Regions from separate parts of the Homo sapiens genome. Here regions 1 and 2 are each linked to region 3. A link is an interaction called in ENCODE POLR2A ChIA-PET data of the cell type or tissue named here. Cell type or tissue: PC-9. All regions are shown on one strand. Links, peaks and the distances in the headings refer to the core of each region. The heading gives the core; the rest is flanking DNA. Region 1 has its middle 8.1 kb from the start of METRNL. Region 2 overlaps TBCD (tubulin folding cofactor D). Region 3 holds the start of LOC105371948 (a long non-coding RNA gene).

Region 1 (10,614 bases), core at 4,480-9,479, 120 kb before region 3:
GTTGGCCGACCTTCGGGAAGTTTCCTGGTCCCGAACGTCTCGGGTCACTGTGGGGTAACGAGGCTCTCGGACCCTCGCCATCTGTCATCGTCATCGCCGCCGCAGGCTGGCCTTCCCTGAAGAGCTCCAGATCGCAGACACCGTGCCGTGCCCGCCACGCAGATGCAGTTTCCACTCAGCCCCACAGTGCGGGCTTCCTGGGCCCGTGTCCGGCTGGAGGAGCACCCCGGGTCCGAGCCAGCCATCCCCTCAAGAGTCCTGCGCCCTGGAGGACACCCCAAATGCCACCCCTGCTGTTACCTCCTGCAGGTTTCAGGATACTCTTACGTCGTTCTCTGTGTTCATCCGCATTTTCTGTCATGAAAGTGAATTTCTTTTGTCATAAGAAACTGTGTTTCTCAGCCTCAGGCTGCCTCACCGGGCTTCACCATGGGCGCGGCTGCCCGCCCCCTGCACACTCACTGTGCGTCCTGGAGGGACAGTGCGTGTTCTCACCCGGGGCCACGGCTTCACCCTGGGCACGGCTGCCCGCCCTCTGCACCCTCACCCTGAGTCCTGGAGGGACAGTGCGTGTTCTCACCCGGGGCCACGGCTTCACCCTGGGCACGGCTGCCCGCCCCCTGCACACTCACTGTGCGTCCTGGAGGGACAGTGCGTGTTCTCACCCGGGGCCACAGCTTCACCCTGGGCACGGCTGCCCGCCCTCTGCACCCTCACCCTGAGTCCTGGAGGGACAGTGCGTGTTCTCACCCGGGGCCACGGCTTCACCCTGGGCACGGCTGCCCGCCCTCTGCACCCTCACCCTGAGTCCTGGAGGGACGGTGCATGTTCTTACCTGGGGCCACGCAGGGCCTCTCAGGGAAGGCTGTGGCAAGACAGACACTCTTCTCAAGGCAGGTCTGGGTGCCTGGGGACTACCCCCTAGGGACCCGAGAGACCCGCTGGGTAGGATCCGGCCCCCTGTCTGCCGCGCGGCCTCCGGGAGAGAGCTGGCCTCTCCGCGTCTGTTTTCTGCCTGTGAAGGAGGCGATGGTGAAGATACCAGCTGTGGGTTTCAAGGGGAGGTGACACCTGCGCTCTGGTGGCCATGGTGTGGACACGGACCCATTGTCTGTTTCCTTTGCGGGATTCCACGCTGGGCTCCTGTTGGCAAGAGGAAGGTCCTGAGGAACTGCGGGGGGAGGCTCGGCCTCGCCTGCCCAGGTGGTGTGGGTGCCTGCGCCTGGGGGAGAGCCTGGGGTTCTCTCGGGACCCGCCTCTCCTCCCAAGGCCATTTCCATGCACTGGACACTGCAGGCCCTGAGGCATCAGGTCTCGCTGGCTTTGCTGGCCGTCCGGAGCTCTGGCCTAGGTGCGGAGTCCTGGGGGTCCTGGGGAACCCACCTGAAGCCCCCCCTCGTGGCCCCTGTGGCAACACTGACCGGGCCTGACCTGTCCCCTCGTGTCACACTGACCGGGCCTGACCTGTCCCCTTGTGTCACACTCATCTTACACTGTGCTTTATCTTGTTACCCTGCAGGCATTCACCTCAACCCCTCCCGTCCCCTCTGGGATGAGCCGGGCCACAGATAAAGGCCTCTTAGCGGAGCTACGAAAAGGATCACTTTAGCCCTTCTGGGAAGGAGGGATTTAGGTTAAGTCAGCTCAGCTTAGATTCCAAAAGACTAGGACGGTCAGCCCAGGACCCAGGCATTTGGGTGACACAAGTGCTTTCCGGCCGGGAGAGCCACAGGCTGTGCAGGGAAAACTCAGTTGCTTTTGCTTTCTGAAGTTCAGGGCTTCCAGCTGGACGTTTTTGGAAGTGCGGGAAACACATGAGGTTTCGCTAAAGGAATGAAGCCTGAGCCTCCACGGGGATGAGAATGACCCAAGAACCTCCCGAAATCCCACCTGCAGGAGGCGACAGCGGGGGCGACAGCGGGGGTCCCGGGAGGCGACAGCGGGGGGCGGCAGCGGGGGTCCCGGGAGGCGACAGCGGGGGCGGCAGCGGGGGTCCCGGGAGGCGACAGCGGGGGTGACAACGGGGGTCCCGGGAGGCGACAGCGGCGGTGACAACGGGGGTCCCGGGAGGCGACAGCGGGGGCGGCAACGGGGGTCCCGGGAGGCGACAGCGGCGGTGACAACGGGGGTCCCGGGAGGCGACAGCGGCGGTGACAACGGGGGTCCCGGGAGGCGACAGCGGGGGCGGCAACGGGGGTCCCGGGAGGCGACAGCGGGGGTGACAACGGGGGTCCCGGGAGGCGACAGCGGCGGTGACAACGGGGGTCCCGGGAGGCGACAGCGGGGGCGGCAACGGGGGTCCCGGGAGGCGACAGCGGGGGTGACAACGGGGGTCCCGGGAGGCGACAGCGGCGGTGACAACGGGGGTCCCGGGAGGCGACAGCGGGGGCGACAGCGGGGGTCCCGGGAGGCGACAGCGGGGGCGGCAGCGGGGGTCCCGGGAGGCGACAGCGGGGGGCGACAATGGGGGTCCCGGGAGGCGACAGCGGGGGGCGACAATGGGGGTCCCGGGAGGCGACAGCGGGGGGCGACAACGGGGGTCCCGGGAGGCGACAGCGGGGGCGACAATGGGGGTCCCGGGAGGCGACAGCGGGGGGCGGCAGCGGGGGTCCCGGGAGGCGACAGCGGGGGCGACAATGGGGGTGTCCTCCCAGGGTGGGATCCGTGGGGGTTGCAGGTTGGAACTCGGGTGCTCCCCCCATGGCACGCGGGCCCAGTAAGCCCAGCCGTGGGGGCTGCCGTGGTGGAAATCGCATCTGCATGTGAGGACAGCAGGACCCAGCACCTTCCCGCGGTGACCCCAAGAGGCAGGGCTGGCGGCCGCCCTGCCAGAGTCCCCCTCCGGACCTAGAGGAGGCATCTCCCTAATTTCACCTTTTTCAGTAGAAAAACATCCCCGAGGTTCACCTAAAACCCCAATTTTTCAGGAAATGGTTGAGGCTGCTTATCATTTGTGGAAATCACGTGTGCACAAGTAGAGAGAATGCAGCGGGGTGGGGACAAAATGAAACCCAGAGAACTTGGCAGGTCCGCACACAGGCCTGACCCCTGTGCTCCTAGGGGTGCCCGGGATGGGTGCCGTCGTCAGCCCCATGACGAGGGTGACTGGGTCAGGTGTCAACCCCCACGGGCAGGGCTCTGTGCCCACCACCCCATGCTGTCGGAGCAGCCCGAAGGTGGCCAGCGCTGAACATGGGGTCCCACCCCATCCTCTCTGAGAGCCGGGCTGGGCCGGGTGGGGGCTGGCAGGGTCTGGCTGTTCTCAAACAGGTCCTTTCTCAGAAGGTGCTAGAAACTGTGTCCCTCACCAAAAGCTAACATGGGTGCCAGAGCTGGGACAAGGGCCAGTCCTTCCCCAACCTGCTGGGTCTCCCACACGCTTCCACATGCTCCCACACACTTCCACATGCTCCCACACGCTCCCACATGCGCACACACGCTCCCACACGCTCATACATGCTCCCACATGCACACACATGCTCCCACATGCTCATACATGCTCCCACATGCTTCCACATGCTCCCACACGCTCATACACGCTCACATATGCCTGTCATGCCCCTTTGTCCAGCGGCTTCTCATCCCTCTTCCAAGCCAGGGAAGGAGGGTCAGGGGCTGTAGTTGCCCCTGTAGTTGTCAGGCTGTGGGCACAGAACCTGCCAGGAGGGGTCTACCCTGAAGTGGACGGGGCCCATGTGGTGGGAGCCGCAGGATGTGAGAGGCAGACACCCAGTGCCGAGGTGAGCCACGTGGGATGCCTCCCGTGAGGACGCTCCAGCCCTGATCCTTCCGGGTCCCCACTGCTGCATGACAGCCTTTGCTGGTGCACAAGCTCACAGCCCCCGTGTGTGCAGGGCTGGGAGGGAGCGTGCTGGGCCCAAAGGTGGCCGGGACAGTCTGCCTCAGGGCTGTGGTCAGGGGCACGGGCTGGGACTGCCCCACTGCGGAGGCTTCTGGCGGACGGGGCGCGGGGAGTGGACGGGACAGGGACGGCTCCCCCCAGCCCAGCCGGTCAGCGCGGGCCTGACCTCCACTTTGAGCGGCGGCTTGGCCTCTGGCCTCTCAGGGTCCCTGCTGAGCTGTGCTGATGACTCCTCATTCGCAGGGGGGGAGGCTGTGGGGCCTTGGGGGCCTGAGACACCTAGAAAGGGTCAGGAGGGGACCACGGGGTGGGCAGGGCTGGGAGGTGGCCCAGCAAGCAGCCTGGGGACATTCAGATGCTGGTCACTCAGGGAGCTGGCAGCCGCTCTGCCTGCCCCTCACTGGACTTGAAAGCAGTGAGAACAGACGATGCCCAAAGACGCCCACAAAAGCGCTTCCTGTTGACATCAACACACTCTTAGGCCTTTCTCCTCCGCGCCCTCCAAGGCCGGCATCGCCCAGGCGACCACTGGACCACGAAAAATAAAGTCATGCCCCCCAGCCCCCACTCTGCCACTCATTATTTTCCTGTTGCCTTGTAGTGGACTCAGCTATGGTTTGTTTTTTGAAATTGAGTTTGAAATCCAGATCCTGCCCCACAGGCACTGGCGCCAGAGTCGCGGCTGCTGACCAGAGCTCTGCAGAGTTTTTGCTGGAAATTAGAGTCAAAATGGAACCACTGTGGGCCAAATCCCATGCAGGGCTCTACACACATGCACACATGCTCAGAGGCATGCACACATACACATGAGCACACACACACAATGCACACTCGAGCGCACACACGTGCACACAGGCATGCACACATACACATGAGCACGCACACGCTCACAATGCACACTCGAGCACACGCACACGTGCACACAGGCATGCACACATACACATGAGCGCACACACACAATGCACACTCGAGCACGCATGCACATACACACGTGCACACACGACGCCCAGGGAGTCTCAGGGAGCCTGTACCAGCCCTTGGACAGGGCCAGGAAGTCAAAGGGGAAATCCCTCTTTTCTTTTTTCTCTCAGAAACCCCGAACAACAGACTTTGTCAATAAGCATATTCACTTTTGTACTTAAAAAGTATGTTTTTAAACATTTTAATTAGCTCTCTAGACTCAAATAATCATCTTCTTCACCTTGTTTTCTCTGTGACACGCAAAAGGCTGGCAGGCAGGAGGCTTCTCAGAGTCAGGAGGGCTGGGGGGGAAGGTGCTGTCCACCAACATGTTCTGGACAGGACGCAGACACCAGGCGCCCCACGGCCCTTCATGCTCCGGAGGGTAGAACAGAGCCAGAGGGTGGTGAGGAAGGGGCAGATCCTGGTGGCTGCAGCCACTGCTGTGAGGGGACGGGGACAGGGCTGCTGAGGTCGAGGCAGGGAGTGGGGAGGCCGGAATGGGAGGCCCATGCTCCAAAGTACATAGGAAGCTGGAGCTTCCCTCCCACTGAGCTGGGCCATGAACCTGCCCACGACTCTGTGGGGTTGGCACCATGAAGTCGCTCTCAGATGGGGAGCTGGAGGGTTGATCGCCACCAAGTCACGCAGTTTAGCAGTGGGCACTCCTCGAGCCAACCTGCACCACCTCACTAAGCCCAGCATGGGCTCCCAGTGCCCCTCGGCCCACCTCCCTATCAGCCACGCCCTGGGCCTGGCCCCCTGAGAGGCCCCATGAGGCTGCAGTTGTTTTCTGGGTAAACTGTGTCCCCCCCCATCATTCATAACAATCTCTCTCTCTGTCTCCTTCCCTCTCTTCTTCCCTCCATCTTTCCTCCCTCCCTTCCTCCTTCCTTTTTTCTTTTTTTTCCTTTTTAAATAATTTGTTTTCTCATCATAATAGCAATACCTAGTCATTGTAGAAAAATTGGGGACGATTAAAATTCCACCGTGGAGTCGAGGGGAGACTTCCCCTGGCTCCTGTCACTGTTGCCACACTGCATATAAAGATCTGTGGTTTTGTTTCTTCAGTTCACGTGACCTCATCGCTTTACTCTCTCACTGGAGTCCCTTGTGAGCCTGGTGACAGCAGCCTCATGACCCCAAGCTCTTCCACGTGGGGTCAGGCTGCCCCCAGCCTCCTGCCCTGACTCCTGCTGGGTTGGGTCTCCTTGCACCCCCACACAGTGCACAGTGCCAGCTGCTCCTTTTCCTCACCCTTGCTTGAACAGTTGTGCACGCATGTAGGTCACCTCTTCCAGGCAGCCCTACAGGAGTGCACCCCACCAACACTGACAACCCCCCAGACAGTGCTTAAAGACTGAAACTGCCAGCTAGGATTTGGGGAGGGGTCCCTGCCTCTGTGGGTCCTGTCTGGCTCTGGCCCAGGCTGACAAGGAGGAGCATCTATGCGGGGAGCTGGTGCGGTGCGGGGCATGGTGGGGTGTGGGGGCTGGAGGGTGTGGGGCGGGGGCGGAGGGGGCTCAGTCATCTTTCATGAGCCTGAACTGAGGCCCAGGACGCACAGTCCACCATCCTGGGTCTGGACAGCGGGTCCCTCTGGGCCGTCTCACTTCCGCAAGCTTCAGCGGAGGCACAGCTCTGGCATTGGGGCTGCAGGGACCTCCTGGCACCACTGGGAGTAGAGTGGAGCCCCGGCACAGGCCTGGCCACCTCTCCAGGAGAAGGCACATGGGTCCTCAGGTCCCTGTTGGGACAGCTGGCGCCAAGGCTGGGCCCGCACGTTGCAGCAGGCAGGGTTGGGGTAGGGTGCTCAGCACCTGCCGTGTGGACGGGAGGGACCCCTCCACTCCCGAGGAGAAAGCCCACCAGCTGGCCTCGCTCCTGCCTGCCTGGAGGGGCTTCTGGAGGGAGTGTTTCCTCCGCCGAGTCCAGGCAGGCATGGCTGGAGGAAGAGCGTGAAGCCAGCATCCCTGGGTGACCCTGTGCACTCCAGCTTGGCTGGATTTGGGGAGGCACACCCAGGCCCTGCCCCACCCCCGCCTTCACTTGCTCGGGCCCCACCCCGCTGGGCCCCTATCTACTCGACACTGTGGGGGTCCAGTTCTCTCTCCAAGATCGGCCAAGTCCACGTGACCTGGCCCCCGGACGCTCCCTGCACGCCCAGCCCCACCGACACCCTTCCCCAAACCCTGGAGCCTGGGGACGCAGTGGGGTGTCTTGGCACACAGGTGACTCGGGAGACAGATCCCCTGACCCTGCCTGCCAGTGTGCCTGCCCACTGTCCGCTGAGCTGGGTGTCGCCTGCTTCTCCTCGTTCTGGGTGGGACCGTCTGTCCAAATGGCTGTCAAGGCCTTCTTCACTATCTCAGCGTGGGCAGAAAGGGACGGACATGTGAGACAGCTGCCCTGTGCCTCCAGCGCCCCCGCATCCCACGCACGCTCCACAGCCAGAGCTCTCAGCCCCTCCAGCTGGGGGCAGCTCTGGGCTACCCGGCCTCTTTTCAGGGGCAGGACAGCCGGGCTAATTACCTGCATGGGAGGGCCCCACTGGACAGGCTCCTGGTGAGGGTGTCTACCGCCACCCCCGCCTGCCTGGGCTGAGTCATCCAGGCGCAGCGTCGATGTGGGGAGGGCCTGTCCCTGGGGCTGTCCGTGGAGACTCGCCCTGTGGACTGGAGGAGGAGGCAGAACCCCGCCCGGCGGGGCAGGTCCTGGTGGTGACTGCGCCGACCACGGTCCCGCCCTTCCCCACGCGCTGGGCAGCTGCCCAGCCCGGTCCAGGTTAGGTGCCCCAGCATCTGGACGTCCACCCTCCCCGGGACACCCAGCCCAGTGGGGTATGGGAGGAGAGAGCTCTGTCTGCCCTCAGCTTCCTGCAGTGTGGCTACTCCAGCCCATCTGACCCTGGGCGGTCCCCGGTTCCCGGCTTAACAGATGTTGACAAGGCCTTGCCTCCTTCGGGGTGGTGCCAGGGGCAGAGGGGCACAGCAAGAACAGGGCACAGCCCCTCGCACACCCCCACGTGCCTCCGCTGTCGGCAGGCCCCACTGGGGTCTGGGAGATGCCTTCCTGTAGCATGAAACCAAAGGCCACAGAAGCAGAGAAAAAAAGCTCTTCGTTTCGATTATAAACTTGCAAGAAAAAAGGAGCCCAAACTGTTCAGTGAGACACGCCGACCGATCTGAGCCCACGAGGAGCCCCAGGCAGCAGAGCCCCCTCTTTCTGTTTATTCTAGAGGGTGGCCAAGGTGGCCCTGGGAGAGGTGCCTTCCAGAATTCAGATGCCAGTGGGGCGGGCTGCCAGGAGGGCCACGGAGCGGGGCTCTGGTCTCTGATGCCAACCAGTGAACCCTGGGAGGGACCACCCTGTGCCCTGCCCAGCCTGTCAGAGGGGGCCCAGCCCGGTGATGAGCAGTCAAGTGTGGGGCCCACGGGGAACAAGGCGGCGTGCATTTACTCTATGGAGGGGCACCGTCTCCACACGGCAAGCTGGGTGTGCCGACGGCGCTGGATGGCACCATACGTTGTCCCCGTTGAGGGGTGACTCCTGCTCCCATGATTAGGGCCAAAGGGTCACAACCTCTGCAGCTCCCACGTGGCTCAGGGGAAATGCCAAAACAGAGGAACAGCCCTCGGCCGCAGCCGGGGGATGCGTGGGTGCCCTGCACACTGGCCTTCAACGTTTGTGAGTTTCAGGCCTTCGGTAGTTGGCATATGGGACACTCCCTCTCCCCGCAGGCCGTGGGGATACCGGCTCCTTCCGAGGCGTTTCTGCCGTGAGCGTCCTCCAGAACGAGTGGGCTGAGGCCCTCGGCTGACGTCCTGGGTGACCGCAGACCTGCTGTGTGTGGCCGGCCGGCCGGACCTTAGCACGTCATCACTGGGCTCACGGTCCTGCCCCTGAGCACATCTGACCGGCCGTGGTCAGGGTCCACGCAGACGTCCACCTCTGTGTACAAATCCACCGTGTACTGTAGATGGCCCCTCCTGACACCACCCCGCGGAGGCCGAGGACCCTCCTTCCCTGTGGGGTCTGAGTGCCCGAGATGGCAGAGTCACTACAGCTCACCAGCCCTGGGGCCATGGTCGGTTCATGGCCGGGCGGAGGGTGAGATGCTGCCATGAACAGCTGCTACAAACAACTGCTAGGACGGTGTGGGGCCAGCGTGCCACACAGAACTGTCTCTCACTGCCGAGCTGGCGGCTGGTGGCCTCTCTCCACCTGGCCAACCTGGGGGCAAGCACCACCCAAGGTCACATAGCCGGCCAGCATCGGCCTGGACTTGTATCTGACTCAAGGAAACTCCCTACTCCCACTTTTCTCTGACGCACAGAGAGCAGCACATGGCAGCAAATTAGGTTAAGGAGGGGGTTAGGGAAGAATGACACACTGAAGGTCATCAGGTGGAGGCTGGCTGGCATCCGTGGCTGTTTCGTGTAGTAATTACACGTTGCTCATTGAAGTTGAGTTACAAGCACAGGCTCTCCATGTATCATTCAACCACAATTACGATAATTACGAGAAGGTTGGCGAAAATGGCCTGGGAGGGAAACGGGTGGCAAATGACTTGGGAGGTGGTGGTTGGGCGGGGCCGTGGGATGAACTGTGCTCACGTGAACGACAGACTGCGACGTTCTTCAGTATTTTTCAAATGCTGAAAGAGAAAATTTCATGGACGCGCTTGGGGAAACCGTGTGATGTTTTTCTGGAGGAATCCAGCTACTCTGGGAGGAGCTGTTTCTTTAGTGAGTGGATTCAGGTGACTGGTCATCTTGGGCAGCACATTGGCCGTCAACACACATTTGAAAACCTCAAGACTGGGCCAAAAATAAAAGCAGTAAAGTCCACCGGGTTGTGCCAGTGGCTCAGAGAACTCGCAGCTGTGGGGAGCACGGCGGGAGGGGTTCCCCCCACCCAGCCCCATGAGGGCCCCAAGGCCTGATGACAGCCCGGTGGTGCCTTGAACAGGTGAGAATCAGCCCCCACCTGGGGACGTGGCGTTGAATCCTGACATCGTAAACCCTACGACGCCCTGGGAATCAAGAACAGATCCACTTTGCAGGTAACTGAGGCTCAGAAACAGACTCCAACCCCACCATGTCTGTGACCCAGAGCTGGGGGCTGACGTCCGAGCCAGGTCCGTCCACCACCCCACAGGGCCTGTAGGCACCCGGCATAGGAAAGGCCGAGAAAGGGGTCCAGTCCCACAGCCCTCCACCCCAGCAAATTCCCAGGTGCTGGGTCCCTGCAATGCACGCGATAAAAACTCCCGGGTCAAATACACAGAGGTGACCCTGCCGAGGTCACTCGATCCTAACAGTGGGTCGTGGTCCTCGGACATGGGAGGCCACGTCCTGCTTTCTGAGGCCTCAGACCCTGGTGAGGCACAGAAGGACTGTCCAGGGTGCACCCAGAATTTTTTTCACGGACGTCTGCCCAGGAGGCTTCTGAGAGCTGTTTCTCGAGGGAATGGATAGATGAGGAAAGAGAGAGGGTTGATGTAGACCTACGGTTGGGCCACAGGCCCCCCTGGCCCAGGTCCCTTAGCTGCCATCTCCCAGGATGCAGAAGCATCACTGCAGGGCCCGCCGGTAGAGGGAATGGGCAGGCGTGATCCTGGTGGGTTCTGGAGCTCTCCGATTCCACGGCTCAGCCTCAACGTTCCGACTCAGGTAGGAAGTATCAGAGCTTCACGCAAAGCTGCGAAGACCAGCTCCTTCCCACGAGTGGGTGGGTGGGATGATGCTGTGGCCCCTTCCTGGGTCTAACCCCGTGACATGCTCACTGGG
Region 2 (10,614 bases), core at 3,786-8,785, 340 kb before region 3:
GGCTAACATGGCCAAGCCCAGCTGCACCCCCGGGGTCCTCACCCGCCATGTGCCTGTGGTCGTGGCCAAGGTCTGGGCCCAACCTGCTCTGGGCGCTGTGGGCACCGCTCAGCCATTTTCTACAGGTGGCCGAGGAGACATTTGGTTTCTCATTAAAAAGAAACAGGCCGGGCGTGGTGGCTCACGCCTGTAATCCCAGCACTTTGGGAGGCCAAGGTGGGCGGATCATGAGGTCAGGAGATCGAGACCATCTTGTCTAACACAGTGAAACCCCGTCTCTACTAAAAATACACAAAAAATTAGCTGGGCGTGGTGGTGGGTGCCTGTAATCCCAACTACTCGGGAGGCTGAGGCAGGAGAATGGTGTGAACCTGGGAGGCGGAGCTTGCAGTGAGCCGAGATCATGCCACTGTATTCCAGCCTGGGCAACAGAGCGAGACTCCATGTCAAAGAAAAAAAAAAAAAAAAAAAAAAAGAAACAACCCTGAGAACATCAGTGGGGTTTTACTGACTGTGTCAGACAACTCAGCGATGCAGAGAAATGAAAGTGGAGTTGATTTGGCTCTTGTGGTGAGATACAGCCAAGGTGTATGAGAGAATTTGGGGAAAGCTTTCTTTCTGGACATTTGTTGACGTTGATGAGTAGTGGAGGGCTTTATTTGTAAGTTGAAGTCTGAGATTTGTCATGCCAATACCTAAATTTTAATTTGTTTGTACAAATAACGCCACAATTTAATTCTTTTTTCTTTTTGAGACAGAGTCTTGCTCTGTCACCCAGGCTGGAGTGCAGTAGTGCGATCTCCGCCTCCCGAGTTCAAGTCATTCTCCTGCCTCAGCCTCCCGAATAGCTGGGATCACAGTTGCGTGGTACCACGCCTGGCTAGTATTTTGTATTTTTAGTAGAGATGGGGTTTCATCATGTTAGCCAGGATGGTCTTGATCTCCTGACCTCGTGATCCACCCTCCTCGGCCTCCCAAAGTGCTGGGATTACTGGGATTACAGGCGTGAGCCACCGGGCCGGGCCCACGATTTGAATTTTTATGGAACTGGGGCTAACTTAATTTTTTCAGACGAGTGGGAGTAGAGCAAACGGCCCCTGTCTGTTGCCCCTTTTTCCTACCAAGGCCCCTCCAGGCTGTCTCTTGCCTGGTGAGTGTGAGGAGATGGGTGGGCGCGGCCCTGTGGGATGGTGCTCTGTGGCAGGGCTGGCAGTTTCTGGGTGTGTGGCCTGTGGGTAGCCTTTGTACTGGGCGCACAGTCCCCGGCTCCTCCCTTCCAACACCTTCGCCCTGAGCGGCCTCGGAAATGGGGCTTCTGGCGGCTCTGCAGGCACCGTCAGAGTCAGAGGGAGGGCGAGCGGCTTTTGGTTTCTGTTTAAACAGCGTCCTGTCGCTCCCTCCTCTCCTGTGCGGATTGGCGCTGCGGCTTCTGTGTTGAGAGGGAAACTTGAAACCCTGAGCTATGTATGGCTTGTTTTGTCTTTGATTGGGAAACCCAATTCAGGTTTGTGAACTTGGGCCAAGTTTAAGAATTCCCACAGTTTTCTTCAGCTCCTCTCCTCCCTGAACCCCGACAGCGAGGTGTCTTACGCTTCGGCATTCTCACTCGCCTGACTCAGACTTGTTAGTTTTCCAGAGCAACTCATGTGGCCGCCGTCTAGGGAGTTTATTCAGAGGGTGCCTCTACATGCACAGCAGCCAGGTACAGAAGTCATGAGTTAAATCGCACAAGGACAAGTAAAATGAAAAAAATTAGCACTCAGATCTTCTTTTTTTTCATGCTACAAAATAACAGTGAAAAACCTAACGATGAAAATAGATGCGAACAGACAAAAGGTCAATGGGCTTGATCCCTTCTCATCCTCTCTCCTGTGTCTCCTGGAGGCTTCTGCACCTCTGTGTCTTCCCCCGCTCTGCTGCGTCTTCTCCACCTCGATGTCCCCCTCTGCCTGCTGCGTCTTCTCCACCTCGATGTCCCCCTCTGCCTGCTGCGTCTTCTCCACCTCGATGTCCCCCTCTGCCTGCTGCGTCTTCTCCACCTCGATGTCCCCCTCTGTCTGCTGCGTCTTCTCCACCTCGATGTCCCCCTCTGCCTGCTGCGTCTTCTCCACCTCGATGTCCCCCTCTGCCTGCTGCGTCTTCTCCACCTCGATGTCCCCCTCTGCCTGCTGCGTCTTCTCACCTCGATGTCCCCCTCTGCCTGCTGCGTCTTCTCCACCTCGATGTTCCCCTCTGCCTGCTGCGTCTTCTCCATCTCGATGTCCCCCTCTGCCTGCTGCGTCTTCTCACCTCGATGTCCCCCTCTGCCTGCTGCGTCTTCTCCACCTCAATGTCCCCCGCTCTGCTGCGTCTTCTCCACCTCGATGTCCCCCTCTGCCTGCTGCGTCTTCTCCACCTCGATGTCCCCCTCTGTCTGCTGCGTCGGGGCTGCCTACCGGGCTTGGTCTTCAGGGCCACTGTTTCTCCTCAGCTAAGTCCTGAGAGTCACATTTCCATCCATTGCAGTGAAATCTTTTCCTTCAGGTATTTCCAGACCTTGGTTTTGGCCCCTTTTCATATCTTCCTTGTTTCCTCGCTGTGGTTTTCATTTCCCCTTTCGTCTCCTTAACCTGTTTTTTGATGGTGTCTTTTTAGGTTATCTCAAGTTCATTTCAAGCTCTGAAAGTAGGAAGTAAAGTAAGAACCGCGTGGCACTAGCAATCACTAGGCATTGTTCCAAGCACACGGATAAACTGAGAATCCTCGTGGTCGCCCCGGGGGTGGGACTGCCATTGTCCAGAGAGACCTGCTTTTGCCTGTGGTGCCACACGGGTCCCTCTCACAGGATGCGACCATGGTGGCTTTGCGTCATGTCACCTCAGCCAGGCAGGACCTTCTGCTGGAACCCCCTTCCCTGGTAGTCCTCGGAGAGGGCTGTGCACAATCTGGAGGCAGAAGCGAAGCAGTAGCCCCCGTGCGCGGCAGCTCTTGAGGCTGTGCTGCTGTTGGCTGTGCTGTTGTTGGCTGTGCTGTTGTTGGCTGTTTTGCTGTTGGCTGTGCTGTTGTTGCCTGTGCTGCTGTTGGCTGTGCTGCTGTTGGCTGTGCTGCTGTTGGCTGTGCTGCTGTTGGCTGTGCTGTTGTTGGCTGTGCTGTTGTTGGCTGTGCTGTTGTTGGCTGTGCTGCTGTTGGCTGTGCTGTGCTGCTGTTGGCTGTGCTGCTGTTGGCTGTGCTGCTGTTGGCTGTGTTGTTGTTGGCTGTGCTGTTGTTGGCTGTGCTGTTGTTGCCTGTGCTGCTGTTGGCTGTGCTGCTGTTGGCTGTGCTGTTGTTGGCTGTGCTGCTGTTGGCTGTGCTGCTGTTGGCTGTGCTGTTGTTGGCTGTGTTGTTGTTGGCTGTGCTGCTGTTGGCTGTGCTGTTGTTGGCTGTGCTCTTCTGCTGTTGGCTGTGCTGTTGTTGGCTGTGCTGTTGTTGGCTGTCCTGTTGTTGGCTGTCCTGTTGTTGGCTGTGCTGTTGTTGGCTGTGCTGTTGTTGGCTGTGCTGTTGGCTGTGCTGTTGTTGGCTGTGCTGTTTTGCTGTTGGCTGTGCTGTTGTTGGCTGTGCTGTTGTTGGCTGTGCTGTTTTGCTGTTGGCTGTGCTGTTGTTGGCTGTGCTGTTGTTAGCTGTGCTGTTGTTGGCTGTGCTGTTGTTGGCTGTGCTGCTGTTGGCTGTCCTGTTGTTGGCTGTGCTGTTGTTGGCTGTGCTGTTTTGCTGTTGGCTGTGCTGTTGTTGGCTGTGCTGTTGTTGGTTGTGTGTGCTGACCCCGGACCCCCTACAGTATGGCTGTGCATGGACTGGTGATTTGGCCCCCATGGCCTCATCAGCCCTGATCCATCCCTGCATTGAATTCGTATGGGGCTTGTGGTGAGTCTGGACTGACTCAGCTTTCTAAAAGCTGAAAAGCAAAAGTTAATAGGTCTGCAGAGATAAATGGACAGACCCGGTATCCTCCTGAGAGCTCAAAACACCTCCCAATTATTGATAACTAAATATGTAGTGGAGATATAGATATGTATAAAACGCACATTACATACTGTGTGTGCACATACAATATTTCAACAGCAGAGGCGACTGGCATGATTCCATAATTGATACAGAACCGTGTAGCTAGCCGTTGGAGAATACACATTTGTAGGCACCTGAGGAACATTCACAGATATTACACAGCCAGGCCATAAAACAAGTCTCGAGACATTTCAGAGACTCACTGGCGGACAGATGGTATTCCATGCTCACAAAGTAATGAAATTAAAAACTGGATACAGAATAATAAAGGAAAGGTGATAATTTTTAGTTAGAAGATATACAAATGTGTAAATCACATGAGTCAAGTCTCAGGAGGTTTTAAAATAAAAAGTTAAAAAAGTTTAAAAATAAAAATAAACAGTCACAAAATTATTCTATCTAAAATTTTGGGATGCAGCTAAGGAAACTTAAACCTTTAAACAGGTGTGACGAAATTGTGGCCTGCAGGCCCAGTGGGGCCTCAGCCTGTTTCTGTACAGCTTTGGAGCCAAGAAGGGTTTTCACATTTTAAAAATGTTATCAATGAGAATAAACACAACCAAGCAGAGTCTGCGATGTGGACTGCATGTGGCCCACAGGGCCCGAGGTTCTCTCTGGCCCTGGCAGGAATCACTTGGTGACTCGGCCTCAGACACGTGTACAGAAAAGGAGAAAGGTTCACTCTGCACAGGGCGGGTGGGAAGAGGGCAGTGAGCAGAACCCTAGAAATGAAGGAGGTGGAAGACAAAGATGAGAGAGGACACACAGAGCCAAACGCAGCTCTTCGAGAGGGCTGATGGGACCAATAAACGCGTGGCCGACGGGCAGAAAGCAGGAGCCTTACACACGGAAGGGAGCCCTCGTGCAGCCACCGTGGAGATGGAAAATGGCATGTTAAGAATATCTTTTGCCAGGAAATTTGGTAGCTTAGGCAAAATAGACGTTCCGAGAGAAATGTAATTTATCAAAGTTGACCCAGGTGGGAATAGAAAAGTGACTCCTCACTGCTTCAGCGCATCTGCTTGTAAGCGGGAACGATTACTGTTGACCCCATAGGATTTTTAATGATTTTGTTGAGACGCAATTCACATGCCATTCAGTTCTGTCATTAAGTGTACAGTTCAGTGGCTTGTAACGCATTTGCAGAGTTTTGCAGCCATCGCCACAGTCAGTTGTAGAACATTTTACCCCACGCTCCTTCGCTGTCATCCCCAACCCCCCCGACAGATGGATAAACCCCCCCTCCTAGACACCACAGATGGGTTCTCTGTGTCTACCCATTCTGGACATTTCCTGTGAATGGAACCGTGCCCCCTGTGGTCCTCTGTGGTGGCTCCTTGCCCCGAGCGTGGCGTTGGCGTGGTCCGTGGGCGATGCAGCCCCCAGCAGTGCTCCTTTTCTTTTCCTTGTTGAAGCCTGTTCCATCGTGTGGCATCTTAGTCAGCTCAGGCTGTGGAAACAAGTCACCACAGATGGGGGCTCAAGCAGCACAAATGTATCCCTCACAGTTCTGGAGGCTGGGTGTCCAAGGTCGAGGTGCCAGCAGGCTCGGCAGCAGGCTCGGTTTCTTCCGGGTTTTCCTGGGCCTGCAGGCGCTGCCTTCCTGCTGCGTGCTCGCCGTTCGGTCTGTGTCTTGGTGTCCTTGTTTCCTCTTCTTAGGCGGACACTGGTCATAGCAGATCCGGGCCCCACTTGCGTGGCCTCATTTTACCTTACGCATCTCTAAGGGCCACATCTCCAGATACAGGCACTCGGGGGCACTGGGGTTAAGACTTCAGTATGTGGATTTCAGGGAGACAGAATTCAGCCCACGACGTACATGGAGGCCGCATTTTATTTATCCATCTGTCAGTTGGTAGACGTTTGGGTTGTTTCCCACTGTAGGCTGCTGTGAATAAAGCATTCGTGTGTGAGTTTTTGTGTGGATGTGGTTTTTGTCTTGGGTATAGGCCTGGGCTTGGAGCATAGGACTGTTCGGAAAGTTAAGGGAATGAACGTATTCAGAGCTCAGAACCGTGTCTGGCTTGCGATGCGTTCTGTTTTGAGGTTAGTGATGATGATGGAGAGCGGCTCCCGAGGACGAGAGCTCGTGATGGAGAGTGCCTCTTTATGCCCGATGTGAATGTGGCTACTCAGCTTTCTCTCTCTCTTTTTTTTTAAATTAATTTATTTTGTCGAGACAGGTTCTTGCTCTGTTGCCCAGGCTGGAGTGCAGTGGTGTGATCATAGCTCACTGCATCCTTGACCTCTTGGGCGCAAGTGATCCTCTGACCTCAGCCTCCTGAGTAGCTGGAACCACAGGCATGTGCCACCACGCCCAGCTAATTGTCGTATTTTTTTTCTTTTTCTTTTTTTGTAAGGGTAGGGTTTTGCCATGTAGCTGGTCTCAAAGTCCTGGGCTTAAGCAGTCCACCTGTCTCAGCTTCCTAAGGTGCTGGGATTACAGGCTTGAGCCACTGCATCCAGCAACACCCCCCCTCCTTTTTTTTTTCTGTTTTTGAGTCAGGGTCTTGCTCTGTTGCCCAGGCTGGAGTGCAGTGGCTCACTCACGGCTCACTGTAGCTTTGAACTCATGGGCTAGATCCATCCCCTGACCTCAGCCTCACAAGTAGCTGAGACTACAGGTGTTTGCCAGCACACCCAGCTCATTTTTTCTTTTTTTTTTTGTAGAGACGGTCTCACCATCTAGCCCAGGTTGGTCTTGAACTCCTCGCCTCAAATGATCCTCTCATCTTGGCCTCCCAAAGTATTGCGATTACAGGCATGAGCCACTGTTAATGGCCCCAGCTTTCTTTGGGTTCGTGTTTTCTCAGTGTATTCTTTTCTGTCTTTTAATTTTTTTATATTCTTGCATTTTAGATGTATGTTGAGTAAAAATCTACCGTATGTGATTTTAAGCTGGTGAGTTTAGTCCATTTACTTTACTGACATGTTTGGGTGTCTTTGTCTTATTATATGAATTTTGCTTTTTCAGATTTTTTTTTGTTTTTAAAAGTTGTGGTTCCTATTGGGCCCCCAACCCAGTCCCATTCCACATCTTCTTCCTTGTTGGTTTGGAATCATCTATTCTGTTTCCTGTGTTTCTTCAGGGGTCGTATTCAGCTTGTACCACGAATATTCAGAGCCAACAGCCAGCTTCTTAGCCTACCCTCCAAGTAACACACAGCACACCCTGACCTCGATCACTTTCCATCTGACATATTTGACATTGTTGAGTTTTTAGTTCTTCTTGTTTAACATTAGACATTACAGGTTGAGCACCCTGAATCCGAAAATCCAAAACCGAAAACTTTTTGAATGCTGAGTTGACACTCTGCAGGTGATGGGCTGCAGTCAAAACACAGGTAAACAACACACAGTTGATTCAGCACCCCAAGGGGAAAAAGATCCTCCCAGCCCCCTTCAGCTTTGATAAATCCTTTCCACATAAGACCAGGTTCCCTCATGCAAGCACGTCCACAAAGGGCGATGAAATGTCGGGTGCAGGCCGGACGCAGGCGCTGCAGGCTCCTTATGAGGCTCCACATGGGCGAGACCTGTGCGCACCGCTCGTGTGTTTGCGTATCCTCTGCTCTGTGGTGTACAGATACTGTTGAAAACATCAGAAAGGCCTGCAGGTTACTTGTATGGGGGTGTACAGATACTGTTGAAAATGTCAGAAAGGCCTGCAGGTTACTTGTATGGGTAACAGTGGTCAGAAAAGGGGCAAGCATTCACGTTTGCATGTCGCACAGAAAGTCAGACTGCTGGGGGGAGCTGGGCAGCAGTGTAAGAGCACGGTGCTGGAGTGAGTGCCAGAGATGACCTAAGAAACAGGAGGAATGGTTGACGTTCTGTGCTGGAAACGATGACCAGAAAAACCCTGCACAAAGCTACACGTGAAATTTCTATCACGTATTGAAAGAGTGGATCTGTCAGCATCGCAGTGGACACAAGCCACTTAACAGTGCCAATCACAAGACAAGCAAAGCTCTGTGTAAAGGCCCTGATCGCATTCATGAAGCTCTGTCCTTGGGACTCATCATCTACGAAAGGCCACACCTCCTAACACCGTGCTCTTGGGAGTGAGGATTTCAGCAGGAATTCTGGGGAACAGAAGCATTGGGGCGTCGCATCTCCCTGTGGCCTTCCTCCCTGTGGCCTTCCTCCGCCTGCCAGCTGCCCCCTCACCCTGCTGTCCACCTCACGGACCCCTCTTCGCCCCATATGGGCCACTTTGGCCCCCACCACCCCTTCCTGGATGTGCAGACCCTATGCGGTGCCACCTGATGCTTCAAGACTGAATTTTCCAGAGGGGCAGGGAAAGGTGTTTGCTTTTTTTTTTTTTTTTTTTTTTTTTTTTTTTTTTTTAATTTTTTAGAGCCAGGGTCACTCTGTTGCTCACGCTGGAGTGAGTGCCATGGTGTAGTCGCGGCTCACTGCAGTCTTGGCCTCCTGGACTAAAGCGATCCTTCCACCTCAGCCTCCCAAGTCACTGTGGCACTATGGGTGCATGCTACCGTGCCCGGCTAATTTTTTTTATCTTTTGAAGAGATGGGATCTCACTATGTTGCCCAGGCTGGTCACGAACTCCTGGGCTCACGTGATCTACTCACCTCGGCCTCCTGAAGGGCTGGGATTACAGGTGTGAGCCACTGTGCCTGGCCAGGTGTTTGCTCTTAAAAAGTCATTTCTCTCTTTCTGTGTGTATTTGTGTTTTGAGGTAAAATTTCACATAACATAAAAATAACCATTAACTTTAAAGTGAAAAACTCAGAGCATTTAGTACATACCCAATGTTGCACAGCTATTACTTCTGTCTACTTTTAACACATTTTTGTCACCGAAAAAATACTCTGGTGTCCATTCACATAGTCATGACACATCACGACACATGACTGTATTCCCAACCCCTGGCACCTGCCAGGCTGTTTTCTGCCTCTACGTTTACTTATTCTGAGAATTTTATACACATGGAGTCTGCAATGCGTGACCCTTTGTGCCTGGTTCATCTGTATTGTAGCATGTGTCAGGCCTTCATTTGTTTTTATGGCTGAATAATATTGCTTTGTATGGGTAGACTCCCCCCCCACTTTTTTTTTTTTTTTTTTTTTTTTTGTAGAGACAGGGTCTCACCATCTAGCCCAGGTTGGTCTTGAACTCCTGGCCTCAAATGATCCTCTCATCTTGGCCTCCCAAAGTATTGTGATTACAGGCATGAGCCTGAATCTGAAAAAGCAAAATTCATATAGTAAGACAAAGACACCCAAACATGTCAGTGAAGTAAATGGACTAAACTCACCAGCTTAAAATCATATGGTAGAATTTTACTCAACATACATCTAAAATGCAAGAATATAAAAAGATTAAAAGGAAAGACAGAAAAGAATATGCTGAGAAAACACTAACCAAAAGAAAGCTGGGGCCAGTAACAGTGGCTTAATGCCTGTAATCACAATACTTTGGGAGGCCAAGATGAGAGGATCATTTGAGGCGAGGAGTTCAAGACCAACCTGGGCTAGATGGTGAGACCCTGTCTCTACAAAGAAAAAAAGAAAAAAAACAGACGCCCCAATGCTTGCGTTCCCCAAAATTCCTGCTGAAATCCTGACTCCCAAGGGCACAGTGTTAGGTGTGGCCTTTCGTAGATGATGAGTCACAGGGACAGAGCTTGATGAATGCTATCAGGGCCCTTACACAGTTGACGGACACTTAAGTTTTCCCACCTTTTGGCCCTTGTGAAGAATGCTTCTGTGAACGTTTGCGTACAAGTGTCTGTTTGAATCCCTGTCTTCCCCTTTTTTGGGTGCGCATCCAGGGCGGGATCGCTGGACCGCGTGCGGACCCTCGCTGCGCATCCAGGGCGGGATCGCTGGACCGCGTGCGGACCCTCGCTGCGCATCCAGGGCGGGATCGCTGGACCGCGTGCGGACCCTCGGTGCGCATCCAGGGCGGGATCGCTGGACCGCGTGCGGACCCTCGCTGCGCATCCAGGGCGGGATCGCTGGACCGCGTGCGGACCCTCGGTGCGCATCCAGGGCGGGATCGCTGGACCGCGTGCGGACCCTCGGTGCGCATCCAGGGCGGGATCGCTGGACCGCGTGCGGACCCTCGGTGTGTTACTGAGGCGTCCCCAAGCTGTTTCCACAGACGCTGTGCTGCCCTGCATTCCCACCAGCAAGGCGCAGAGCTTCTGGTTTCTCCATGTCCTCACCAACACCTGTGTTGTTCTTTTTTAAAAAATTATAATCAGCCTCGTAGGTGTGAGGGGGTATCTTGTGATTTTGATTTGAATTTTTCTTAATGACGAATGACACTGAGCATCTTTTCATGTGCTCCTTGGTTGTTTGTGTATTTCTCTGGATAAATGTCTAGTCAAGTCCTTTGACCATTTTTAAATTGGATTGTTTGTCCTTTTGTTGTTGAGTTGTAAAGCTGTTTGTATCTTCTGGATATTAAACTCTTATCAGATATATCATTTGCAAGTATTTTCTCCCATTCTGTTGGTTGTCTTTTTTTTTCTTTTGATAATGTCTTTGTATTGTGTCGTGTTTAATGTAAACATTTCACCATTGTTTTAATTCCCTCTTTTCAGTTCTTTTCTGTGTGTGTGCAGTT
Region 3 (10,614 bases), core at 3,503-8,502:
TTGCTTAGCTGGTTTTTCAAAGTGCTTGGGACTGAGGACTCCTTTTTTCCTTCCATTTTCTCCCTTTTTGAATGAGAATGTCTATAACTGTCAACTGATGCCTGTCCTAATGTTGGGTCTGACAGCAGATCATTTGTTTCTTGAGTTTTGCAGGTTTACAGGTGGAGCAGAATTATGCATCTGGATGGATTATACCCTAACCCAACCCTAATTTACATTATGAAATTTGGGACACTTGAACTAAGTAAATTTAGATGAGATTTCTGGACTTTGACTTAATGCTGTAATGAGGTAGATGTTCACAGATGCTGGGGTGGAGTGGCATCCTTGTGAGTCTTTGGAAGCCAGGGGCCAACTGTAGTCAGCAGGATAATGGCCCCCAAAGATGTCCACATCTCACTCCCCACTACCTTATATGTCAAGAGGGAGTTTGCAGGTGTGATTAAATTAAGGGTCTTGAGGTGGGGGATTATCCTGGATTAACCAGGTGGCCAGTGCAATCATGAAAGTCCTCACAAGAAGGAAGCAACACTGTTAGCATCAGAGAAGATGTAACTACGGAAGCAAAAGTCAGAGTGATGAGTTTGCTTTAGAGGTGGAGGGAGGAACCCAGAGGCATGGAAGATAGGTAACCTCTAGAAGCTGGAAGAGGCACGGAAGTGAATTCTCCCCAGAGCCTCCAGAAAGAAGAGACTCTTGCTGACGCCTTGGTTTAGTCCAGTGAAACCCATGTGGGACTTCTGATTTCCAAAACCATAAGATGATAAGTGTGTGTTGCTTTAAGCCACTAAGTCTGTGGTCATCGGCCGTAGCAGCAATAGGAAGCAAATACAGGCATGAACATCAAAAGAGCAGGAGACGGGCATTCCGGAAGTCGCAGGAAGAACACGCTTTCTACTGCTCCTGTTGGGTGTTGTCGATCAGCCAAGATGAGGGCTGAGAACTGATGCCAGGGTTAGCCTTTGCCGGTAACATCGGCAAAAGCACGTTTAGTGGAATAGGGGAGGTAAAATCTAGCTTAGCGAGGACTCAGGAAAGACCAGGAAGAGAGGAAGTGGAGAAGGAAGACTGTGTTCTTAGAGGGGCATCTTGAAAAAGAGCAGAGAGACAGCCAGCAGCTGGGGGGCCCTGGCCGGCAGGAGAGGGGACAGCATGACTGTTGTTGAGGGTGGCCCCACTGAGGGGGCAACCAGAGCTCCTGGCCAGCCTGGAGTGGGGGACGGCGGTGGGTCTGGCTGGCCAGGCACAGTTGGGTGGGAAGATGGTGTGGTCGGAGCACGTGGACATTCTTTTCTGATTGCTTCTATTTTCTCAGTGAGATGGGAAACAATCATCTCCTTTTTGCTAAATGTGCTGAGCAGGCTTGAGGGATGCCTGGACTTCAGCAGGAAGCAATAGTCATGCCTCGCACATGCGGCTTTCAATCCTGTTTGGTTGGAGAAATAATATACCGCCCAACTAGTTTGTTTTAAATTAGACAAACACCCCGGAGCCTGCCTGCTGCTGGAGACGGCTGTGTTTGGAGTGGGGCTCTCGGCGGTGCTGAGGTCAGCTCTGTTTGACATTCCTGATGTGTGAAGGGCGCACTTAGGACAACACCACCAGGCCACGGGCGTGCAGCTCCCTGGAGCTGCTCCAGGGGCCCTGCCTGAGAAATGTTCCAGTCCTTGAAATTTCTCCCCAGTTTTAAACATCTGTTGGTGCTTGTGGAAAATAAGGTCGGGATTGCTGTGCTCACCGCCCGTGAAAGCTGCCATTGCACGGTCTGTAAAGTGCTGGTGATGAACACTTCACACCGACAGGCTGAGCCTCGGCCCTGGCCACGTCGCTGGGGCCCAGCTTCTGATCAGTCTGTATGGTTCAGCTCTCCGTGGAGTTAAGTCATGACAACCAAGGAACACAGGCATTTGAGGGGATAGCTCTGTTCCCTCCGCCATGTCCTGGGGCGAGCTGTGTAGACGTCTGTTATCTTGATAAACCCAAACCTCTTGGGGCCAGGTGCCCTGTGCCTTCCTTTGTCCTTCTGTCCACCTGGCCTTCCATGAGCCTCTGGGGTGGGGCTGTCTCCTTTCTCTCCTGACTTCCCAAAGCACAACTGAAAGCAAACTCTTCCACCCACCATGAGTCTCATTCCATCTCTCCAGTGGGCGAGACACGTAGTGTTTTGTTTTATTTCATTTGCTTTGTTTTTTCAATCAAGCTGAGGCCAGCTTGGAGGCCTGTTTCCCTTGGGATGGTGGACACATGGATCTCAGGAGTTTGGGGGTGCCCCTTCTGGTCGCAAGGGACCTTCTGGACCCTGTGCCTCCCTCCCACCAGCCTCCCCTGACACCGCCTCCGTGCTGCTCCTCTCCCGGTGGGCTCCACCCTCACTAGGGCTTCGAACCTGGAATGCTCTTTCCTGGCCTCCTGCCTGTCCCCTTCCCACCAAGCCCCCCAGTTCCTGCTGAGTGCCACTTCCTGGCTCAGCTGCTCCCATCCAGTGCTGGGCTCAGCCTCGTCACCCACGCCCCACCATAAAGGGTTCTTTACAGCAGATGGCATCGCCGTCGGCCCCCCAACCGGAGGCGCCCTTCAGGGCAGGAGCCTGTTTCTTGTGGAAGTGTCTTAAGCCCTAAAACGGTGCCCAGTGCACAGTTAAATAAAAATCAGAGCCCCAAGAGCAAACCTTAGCCCCTCACGGTGACTACAGCCCTTCCAAAGAGGGGCCATATCACGTGCACAGTGACCCTCTCCACGTGGGTCCCTTGGTTTGTGAGGGCCTTGGTTTGCAGGCCATAGACTGACACAGTGGCACCTGGTGTGAGGGGAAGAGGGTGTGGAGGCCACAGACCCACACGGTGGTACCTGGTGTGAGGGAAAGAGGGTGTGGGGGCCACAGACCCACACGGTGGTACCTGGTGTGAGGGGAAGAGGGTGTGGAGGCCACAGACCCACACGGTGGCACCTGGTGTGAGGGGAAGAGGGTGTGGAGGCCACAGACCCACACGGTGGCATCTGGTGTGAGGGAAGAGGGTGTGGAGGCCACAGACCCACACGGTGGCACCTGGTGTGAGGACCTTCTGAAGGTACCCGTGGGTGAGGGGATCATTTGGATGGATTGCAAAATGGCCATGTGGCTTTAGTGACACCTTTAGGATGTAATAAACTTCAGAGTCAACCTTAATTCTGGGAGAGAGACATCTTCACTTTTCTGGTGCCATAACTGCCTCTTTGTGGAACGCAAAGCAAAACTAAAGTCATTTTTCTTGTTTGTTTTTAAGGCCCTTCAGGCTCTAGGGTGAGTTTCTGGTTTGAGGGGAAGGCCTTTCCTCCTGACTCCAGCCCTCCTTGACAAGGTCTCCGTAAAGCATGCTTTCTCTTAGGGACCCTCAGAGGGAGGCTTGGTGGGGACATGGGGTCAGGGACATCATCAAATGCTAGACGCCCGGCTGGGGCTGCCCCGAGGGCTCTGAGAGGAGGGGGCAATCCTGCGTGGCCAGGTGGGTGGTGAGTGTGACCTGGGTGGTTGGCAGTGGCTTCCGTCCAAGGTCCTGGCCAGGAGCGGAATCCCACAGCCACGGCAGGCCATTAGTGGCTGAGTGAAGTTTGTTCAGGGTGGCCTGACCAAAGGCAGGCCCTGAGGACAGCTGTTGCTGGCTCTTGGTGGAAAGAGGCTGAGGCCAAAGGGTTTATAGGTGTTCAAATTGGAAAGTGGAACAGGAGACCTAAGTACGCTCCCTCTGACCAGGTTAGGGGGTACTGATGGGGAGTCCCTCAGTAGAGGCAGGGGCCACCTCTTCTGACCCCAAGGGACCCAGGCCAAGAAGGAGCCCCCTCTCCCCCAGGGCCAGGGGGACCCCAGCCTGCCCCACACTGGCACTTTGCAGCACCAGGGAGAGACCAGGCCTCCTCTGGGACAGGTTCCAGGCTTACGGGAGCTTTGGTCAGAGGGGCAGCCACCCCTGCCCACTCTAAGAACGTGACCCCAGAAAGGGGCATCATTTCTTCAACAGAAGAGGAGGCGAGATGAGCTTGGTGCCAGTTCCACGGAGCCACAGTGACATAACCCTCCGAACATTCGTGACCAACCACGGAGCACAGTGACATAAACCTCCAAACATTCATGACCAACCTCGATTATACAGTCACACCCAGCCCCGAGTGGATTTACCAGAGACAGGATGTTCCCCACCAGGCTCTCCCACTAGGCAGATCCTCAGCACTTGGCTCAAGAGTGGAACAGACCCCACTAGCCATTGCAGGCCGTTGGGCAGGCAGCCCTCCGACCTCAGCCCATGTGCATATGGGGTGGGGGACCCGTGGGCAAAACTTGGGGTCCTAACCTGGGGGGGTCAAACCCTCCACACGCAAGTCCTGGTCAGAATCACTCAGAACTGACCCTCCCCTGTGCCAGCCCCTCCCCTGTACCAGCTCCTCCCCTGTGCCAGCCCCTCCCCTGTACCAAGCCCCTCCCCTGTACCAGCTCCTCCCCTGTACCAGCCCCTCCCCTGTGCCAGCTCCTCCCCTGTGCCGGCCCCTCCCCTGTACCAGCTCCTCCCCTGTACCAGCCCCTCCCCTGTACCAGCCCCTCCCCTGTACCAAGCCCCTCCCCTGTACCAGCTCCTCCCCTGTACCAGCTCCTCCCCTGTACCAGCCCCTCCCCTGTACCAGCCCCTCCCCTGTACCACCTCCTCCCCTGTGCAAAGCCCCTCCCCTGTACCAGCTCCTCCCCTGTACCAGCTCCTCCCCTGTACCAGCTCCTCCCCTGTACCAGCCCCTCCCCTGTACCAGCCCCTCCCCTGTACCAGCTCCTCCCCTGTGCAAAGCCCCTCCCCGTACCAGCCCCTCCCCTGTACCAAGCCCCTCCCCAGTACCAGCTCCTCCCCTGTACCAGCCCCTCCCCTGTACCAGCTCCTCCCCTGTGCAAAGCCCCTCCCCTGTCCCAGCTCCTCCCCTGTACCAGCTCCTCCCCTGTGCAAAGCCCCTCCCCTGTCCCAGCTCCTCCCCTGTACCAGCTCCTCCCCTGTGCCAGCCCCTCCCCTGTACCAGCCCCTCCCCTGTGCAAAGCCCCTCCCCTGTCCCAGCTCCTCCCCTGTACCAGCTCCTCCCCTGTACCAGCTCCTCCCCTGTGCCAGCCCCTCCCCTGTACCAGCTCCTCCCCTGTACAAAGCCCCTCCCCTGTCCCAGCTCCTCCCCTGTACCAGCCCCCAGACCCTGAACAGCACTGGCCACTACACGGAGCCACCACCCTGGCCCTGGCCTGGGTGGGTGGGGGTCCCCCGGGGAGCACAGCGCAGTGCTAGGGCCCCTGTAGCAGATTCCCAGGAGACACACACCCAGCTGGGCCTGCTGACACTAGCCCTGCATTCCCACACCCCCTCCCCTGGCCCTCTCAGCTGCCTTGTCCTCTCCTGGTCAGCTGCCTGGGGACACTGTCACGATGCCTGGCCCCTGACCTTGCCCGAAGCTCCTCGGTGTCTGGACATTCAGCCCGACATGCTCTGAGGTTTGGGGCAGGTCCAGCACTCTGTGGGTCCACCCCATCAGCCCTCAGGGTGGGACTCATGCAGCCACAGTTTGAGAGTTCCAGGAACCACAAGTCCTGAGTCAGCGGGCACCTGACCCCTTATGTCACCTGCCCCAGGTGGAAGGAGACGCTACAGGGACCAAGCATGGTTGGTAAACGTGTGTGTGTATGTGCACTCACGCCTGTGTGTTAAAATGCTTCAGAGAAAGAGCAGCCCAGGAACGTGGGGGTTGGATGGGATGTGGAGGTGTGGGCTGTGCCTAGGGGTCCCTCCTGGGGCTGTGTGGGTGTGAGTGGAGGACTGAGGAAAAGCCTCCTTACCCGGGAGTGTGTGGGGGTGCTGTTTCTCGTATACTTTATTTCCTGTTTTAACACATGTGGGTGTCCTGAAATAAAAGCCGTTAGCCGCCCACAAGAATGAGCAGGTTTGCTGGATCACAGTCCCCCACCCGGTGCCAGGCTGCCTGCCTGGGAGACTCAGGGTCCTCCCCAATCCTGCCTCCCCACCTCCACACAAGGGTGAATCTGAAGCCCCAGGCACCCACGCCAGGGGAACTGAGGTAGAGCAGACCTCCAGCATCCCCCCGTGACCTGGCAGATGGCAGTGGACATTGCCCTCCCCAGACACCCCTGTGAGTTGTCAGCTCTGCCTGCTGGGGTGGAGCCCCTGACTTGGGTGAGCCAAGGGTGGGGGGAGGGTGGTGAACCAGCCGGCCCCCCAGGTTTCCTGAACCCTTTCTCAGTCTCCTGGAAGGGGCTGAGGGGCCTGGCACCTTCCCACCAGAGCAGTGGTCCCCAACCCTTTTGACACCAGGGACAGGTTTTGTGGAAGACACTTATTCTGTGGGTGTTGGAGAGAAGAAGGGATGGTTTCCCTCTCAGATCATCAGGCATTAGATTCTCATAAGGAGCGGACAACCTAGATCCCTTGCGTGCAGTTCACAATAGGGGTCACGCTCCTGTGAGAAGTGAATGCCGCCGCTGATCCGAGAGGAGGCGGAGCTCAGGGTCAGGCCGGTCCACCGCTCACCTCCTGCCGCGCGGCCGGTTCCTAACAGACCACAGCCTGGGGACCCCTGCTCCAGAGGACGGGGAGTGTCTCTCTGTCATCCCCAACGGGCCAGTGATCCCGCTGGAGGGGCTGGGGCTGCACAGGACACAGGCTCAGCTGTGCTGCTGGCCACCCATGACCCAATCAGAGGCTCAGGTCAGAGGGCAAAGATGTCCACTGAAGCGGCTCCAGAATCCCTCAAGGAAGGTGACATCCGCTTCGCTTCCTCCTCCAGCCCCACCTTCGCTTCCGGGACCACAGAGCCCCTGGAGCCTGCACGCCACGGAGTCTCCCACTGAGGAGTGAGGAGGCCTCTTGTGGGGACAGATCTGGGTGAGTCAGGAGGCCCTGCGGGGCTGGGCTGGGCTGGGCTTAGGGGCTGGAGCGGGGAGGGTTTCTCAGACTGGAGTGGGAGACTTGAGGTGGAGATGTGGGTTAGGTCAGGGTCAACCCTGAAAGATTGAGAATCACACGGGGCTGCTCACCTTGGGCGTGAGGAGCAAGGTCTCTGGGACTGACTAGGTGAAGACCGGTTTCCTGGGACGGGCACGACAGGGACTTGAGACCCGTCTTAGGCTGTGTCAGGGCAGCTGAGAAACTTGCTGGCTTGTGGGTCATGGAGCCCCAGGAGCCGGTCGAGGTGCAGGAGGGGGCCTGGGTGGGGCTGAGTCAAGGGCTCCGGCCAAGCCCCTGTGGCCCAGGCGGTATTTGTTTATGCCTCATGGCCGGGAGGAGCCACTGCCTTCACCACATCCCACCGGGGTGGGGCGGGTACCACCCTCTGGGACAGGGAAACTTCAAGTGGGAATTTGGGCAAATTTGAACTCAGCTGGATTTTCAGTTTGTTGTTCTTTGAAGGAATTCAGGACTGTGTGCCAGCGCTGGCCACACCACCAGGAGGCCTGGCCTGGCCCGAGAGGGATGCCAGCTTGGCATCTCCCACAGGGCAGGGCGTGTTGGGAGCCGCTGTTGGCTGGGGGCTGGCCTGAGCCTGACTGCCTATGTGGAGCTGGCAAGGAGTGAAGACCCTGCTGCCAGCACAGGGCCGAGGCTCTCCGGCTAAGGACAGGCTTAGGACAGGCCTAGGCTCTGGGGTCCTCAGCCCCCTCCCAGCAGGGCCCGGCCCATGCTGCCAGACCTGGGATGTGCCCCTGGACCTCCCTACCTCGGGCCTCTGCCCACCCCAGCCTCCTCCCCCAGACCCCTCGGTCTCTGCCCCTGGAGGAAGCCGGGAGTGTTTCTTTTGGAAATGACCCCAGTTTGTGGTTGTTCTTTGTAGACACACCCCCTGCTGGGGATGAGAAGTCCCCCTGGACCTTGGTTTGGGCGGGAAACCGGCTGTGTCCCACGTTAACCTAAATCGTCTTTTCCTCTTTACGTTCCAGAGTCATGCTTGAGGCCAGGCTCGAATCCTGCCTGCCTTTGGTGGCTCTGAGATTCAGGGCTGTCTTTTCTGAGAGCACCCAAGTGAGGTGCCTTGGGATGCCCCTGACTTGGAGACACAGAGGAGGCTGGGCACCCCTTTTCCCCGACGCACTGAGCCAGGTCAGCAGAGGTGCTGGGGCCTGGCATGGCCCCTGGGAAAGAACCTGCTTTCCTCTTGTGGGAAGTCAAATCCTCGCACTCAGTGCCGGCACCCCTTGGCGGGTGACAAGAGGGCATCTCGAAGGCCACTGTGCTATGGGAGTTACGGCTTTGACTCTGAGACGGGGGCCTGGGTGAGGACCTGGTATCCTCAAAGTCCCCGTGGCTGCCCTGTGGAGAAGACTCTGTTGGGAGAGGGCGCTGCCTCCCAGAAGTGTCCCAAGGTCCAGGAAGGAATGGGGGGAAGAGGACAGGAGGGTGTTCTCACAGTCACTGTGACCTCTGGTGAGCAGAGGGTCCTTCTCAAGCTACTGAATCCTCATGGGGCTTGGGTGAGGGAGCGAGGATAGGCCAGGAGCCAGAGGCTCAGGAGGGGATGGCCTCACTGTGGAAGGTGCAGGGGTGGTCCAGCCTGAGCCCTCTGCCCCCCGCTGCAGCTCAGCACCCCCCCCCCCCCACGCACACTTACCCAGGGGGTTGCAAAGTGATGGGTGTTGGCTCTGGAACTAGTCCCATGTTGTTTCCCAGGGAAGGAGCCACACCCTTCTCAGACCTCTGGGCTGATGCACGAAACGGCAGCCCTGCCTGGGCTGCCCACCGCCCGTCACAGAACGATCCCGCTGCAAATTTCACAGGCATCTGGATCGAATAACAGGCTGATAGGGCGTATAAAATTAGAGACAGAACTCTCCAGAAGGCAGGGTGGAGGCTGCAGCTCCCTGGGATTCCACGTGAGAAGGCAGTGATGCTGCTGCCCCCACGGGAAGGACGGATGCTGAGTCAGTGGGAAGACAGTGGGAAGCCCAGCCTGGAGGGGAACGGGGGACGGGGTGGGGGGTGGTCCAGAAAAAGCAGCAGGCGGTTGGGGTGGGACACAGGGACTGTCCCGCCCGGGGAGGCCCCCAGACCAGGAGGGCCAGACCCTACCGCCCCTCTGCAGGACCCCATCCCTGCTTCACTCCCTTGCTCCTAGTTCTGAGTTGGGCCCAGCCTGAGTCTCCACCAGGTGGACAGTAGCTCCTCGGGGCAGCTGGGTGTGGGATCTGCAGGCTCAGGCAGCCACCCAGATACTAGCGGCCTCCCTGCCCTCCAAAAGCCCAGCCTGGGATGAACCTTGACAAAGGCCCTAGACCACAGCAACCACCCCACCAGGGCTCTGAGTTCTCCATGAGGACTGGTTTCCCTGGAAGGTGAACACTCAGGGGCTGGGACCCTTAAGGATTGTTCTTCTCAGGTCTTCACCGTTTCCAGACGTGTGCCTTAGACATCTGCACGGACATCTCTTCCCAGGGATGGGCGTCTCAGGGCAGGTGCATTTAAACTTGTGATAGAGACTCCAAATCACCTCTCAAAAGCCTGTTCCCATTCACACCCCTGCATACGGCATGTCAGTGGATCCCTTCCTCACTGGAGCAACACTAGATTTAGTCATAAAATATTTTTCAATTTCTTATTTCTATGATTAATAGGGAGGTTGGATATTTTGTGATATTCATTAGTTTATTTGACTATGTTTCTGTTTTTACCCTTTACCACTTTTCTAGCTAGTCATTTGCTTTTTTCTTGTTGATTTGTGGGAGTTCTTTATATATGATGAATATCAGTACTTTGTGTTTACATTGCAGATATTCGTTCCCAGTCTGCTGCTTATTATTTTACCTTTTTAAGGTTGTTCTTTTCATCACATAAAAGTTTTTAAATTTTAAGTAGTCAAATGGTTTCCTTTAAGGCTTTGGATTTTGCATTTTTATACCAAAATGCTCTTGTATTTTCTTCCAAACTTTATAATTATTCTTTTTTTTTTTTTTTTTTTTTGCCTTTAAGTTCATTTTGGGGCATGGGGTGAGACAGAATAGCACCATTTTTCCACATTAAATCTTAGATATTGTGAGCCCTGGAGGACACAAATTACAGCTTAGAGGCCTGGAGCATGATTCTGGAGCCAGGCTTCCTGGGCCGGAGTCCACGTCCTGCCCATGGTGGCTGGCCATTGCTTTGGGGAGCCTCTCTGAGCCTCAGTGTCCTCTTTGAAAGAGTGGTTGTTCAGAGTAAGAGGGTATCTTCCTGTGGACGACTCAGCTTGCGTCTCAGCCCACAGTGAGCGAAGAACCAGGGGGTCTCACAGAGCCCTGACTCAGGTGCTGAGGGTCCCCCTAACCTCCAGGCAATTCGGCCTGCACCCCCACCCCCGCTTCTTCTTGCCTCTTCTAGAAGAGAGGAGGGTGGCGGTAAGGCTGGAAGGGGGAAGAAAATCTGTTTCCCAAAGCCTCCAGGTGATTCAGCCAGAGTGAGACCAAATGGCTTGGGTCTTGGGTTTTCAGCTTCCTCACCTGTGCGGTGCAGGTGACAGCACCCCACTTCCTACTCTGTGGGCAGGTAACACCTGCGTGCTCTGAGAAGGGGAAAACATCTCCACCCTCCCCAGAGGCCTGCACGGCCGGAGGTCACAGTGAGGCGGCCACACGCCCCG

Evidence for each region. Peaks named below come from ENCODE experiments on the same cell type or tissue, not always from the same donor. Only the 100,000 strongest peaks of a DNase experiment are listed, where the experiment ranks them.
Region 1: POLR2A ChIA-PET joins it to region 3 with 5 read pairs; 4 of 35 experiments call an interaction of 5 or more read pairs at or near these places.
Region 2: POLR2A ChIA-PET joins it to region 3 with 6 read pairs; 3 of 35 experiments call an interaction of 5 or more read pairs at or near these places.

The regions. Positions count from the first base shown.
Region 1 is chr17:83,066,250-83,076,863 of GRCh38, forward strand. No RefSeq gene overlaps it. Among named protein-coding and RNA genes, the nearest start is that of METRNL, 8.1 kb to the right of the region's middle. RefSeq lists an enhancer at 3,391-3,943. In PC-9, for the core only: no CTCF peak of the experiment used is centred there; a DNase peak (open chromatin) is centred at 7,382; H3K4me3 peaks cover 554 bases.
Region 2 is chr17:82,846,905-82,857,518 of GRCh38, forward strand. All of the region lies in intron 13 of TBCD (tubulin folding cofactor D), which reads left to right. Among named protein-coding and RNA genes, the nearest start is that of ZNF750, 12 kb to the left of the region's middle. RefSeq lists enhancers at 2,583-2,812, 3,169-3,671. In PC-9, for the core only: no CTCF peak of the experiment used is centred there; no DNase peak of the experiment used is centred there.
Region 3 is chr17:83,188,331-83,198,944 of GRCh38, forward strand. All of the region lies in intron 2 of LOC101929650 (a long non-coding RNA gene), which reads left to right. LOC105371948 (a long non-coding RNA gene) reads left to right here and starts at 5,233. Exons shown (of 3, transcript XR_933965.3): 1 at 5,233-5,657; 2 at 6,796-6,893. In PC-9, for the core only: no CTCF peak of the experiment used is centred there; a DNase peak (open chromatin) is centred at 5,571; H3K27ac peaks cover 304 bases.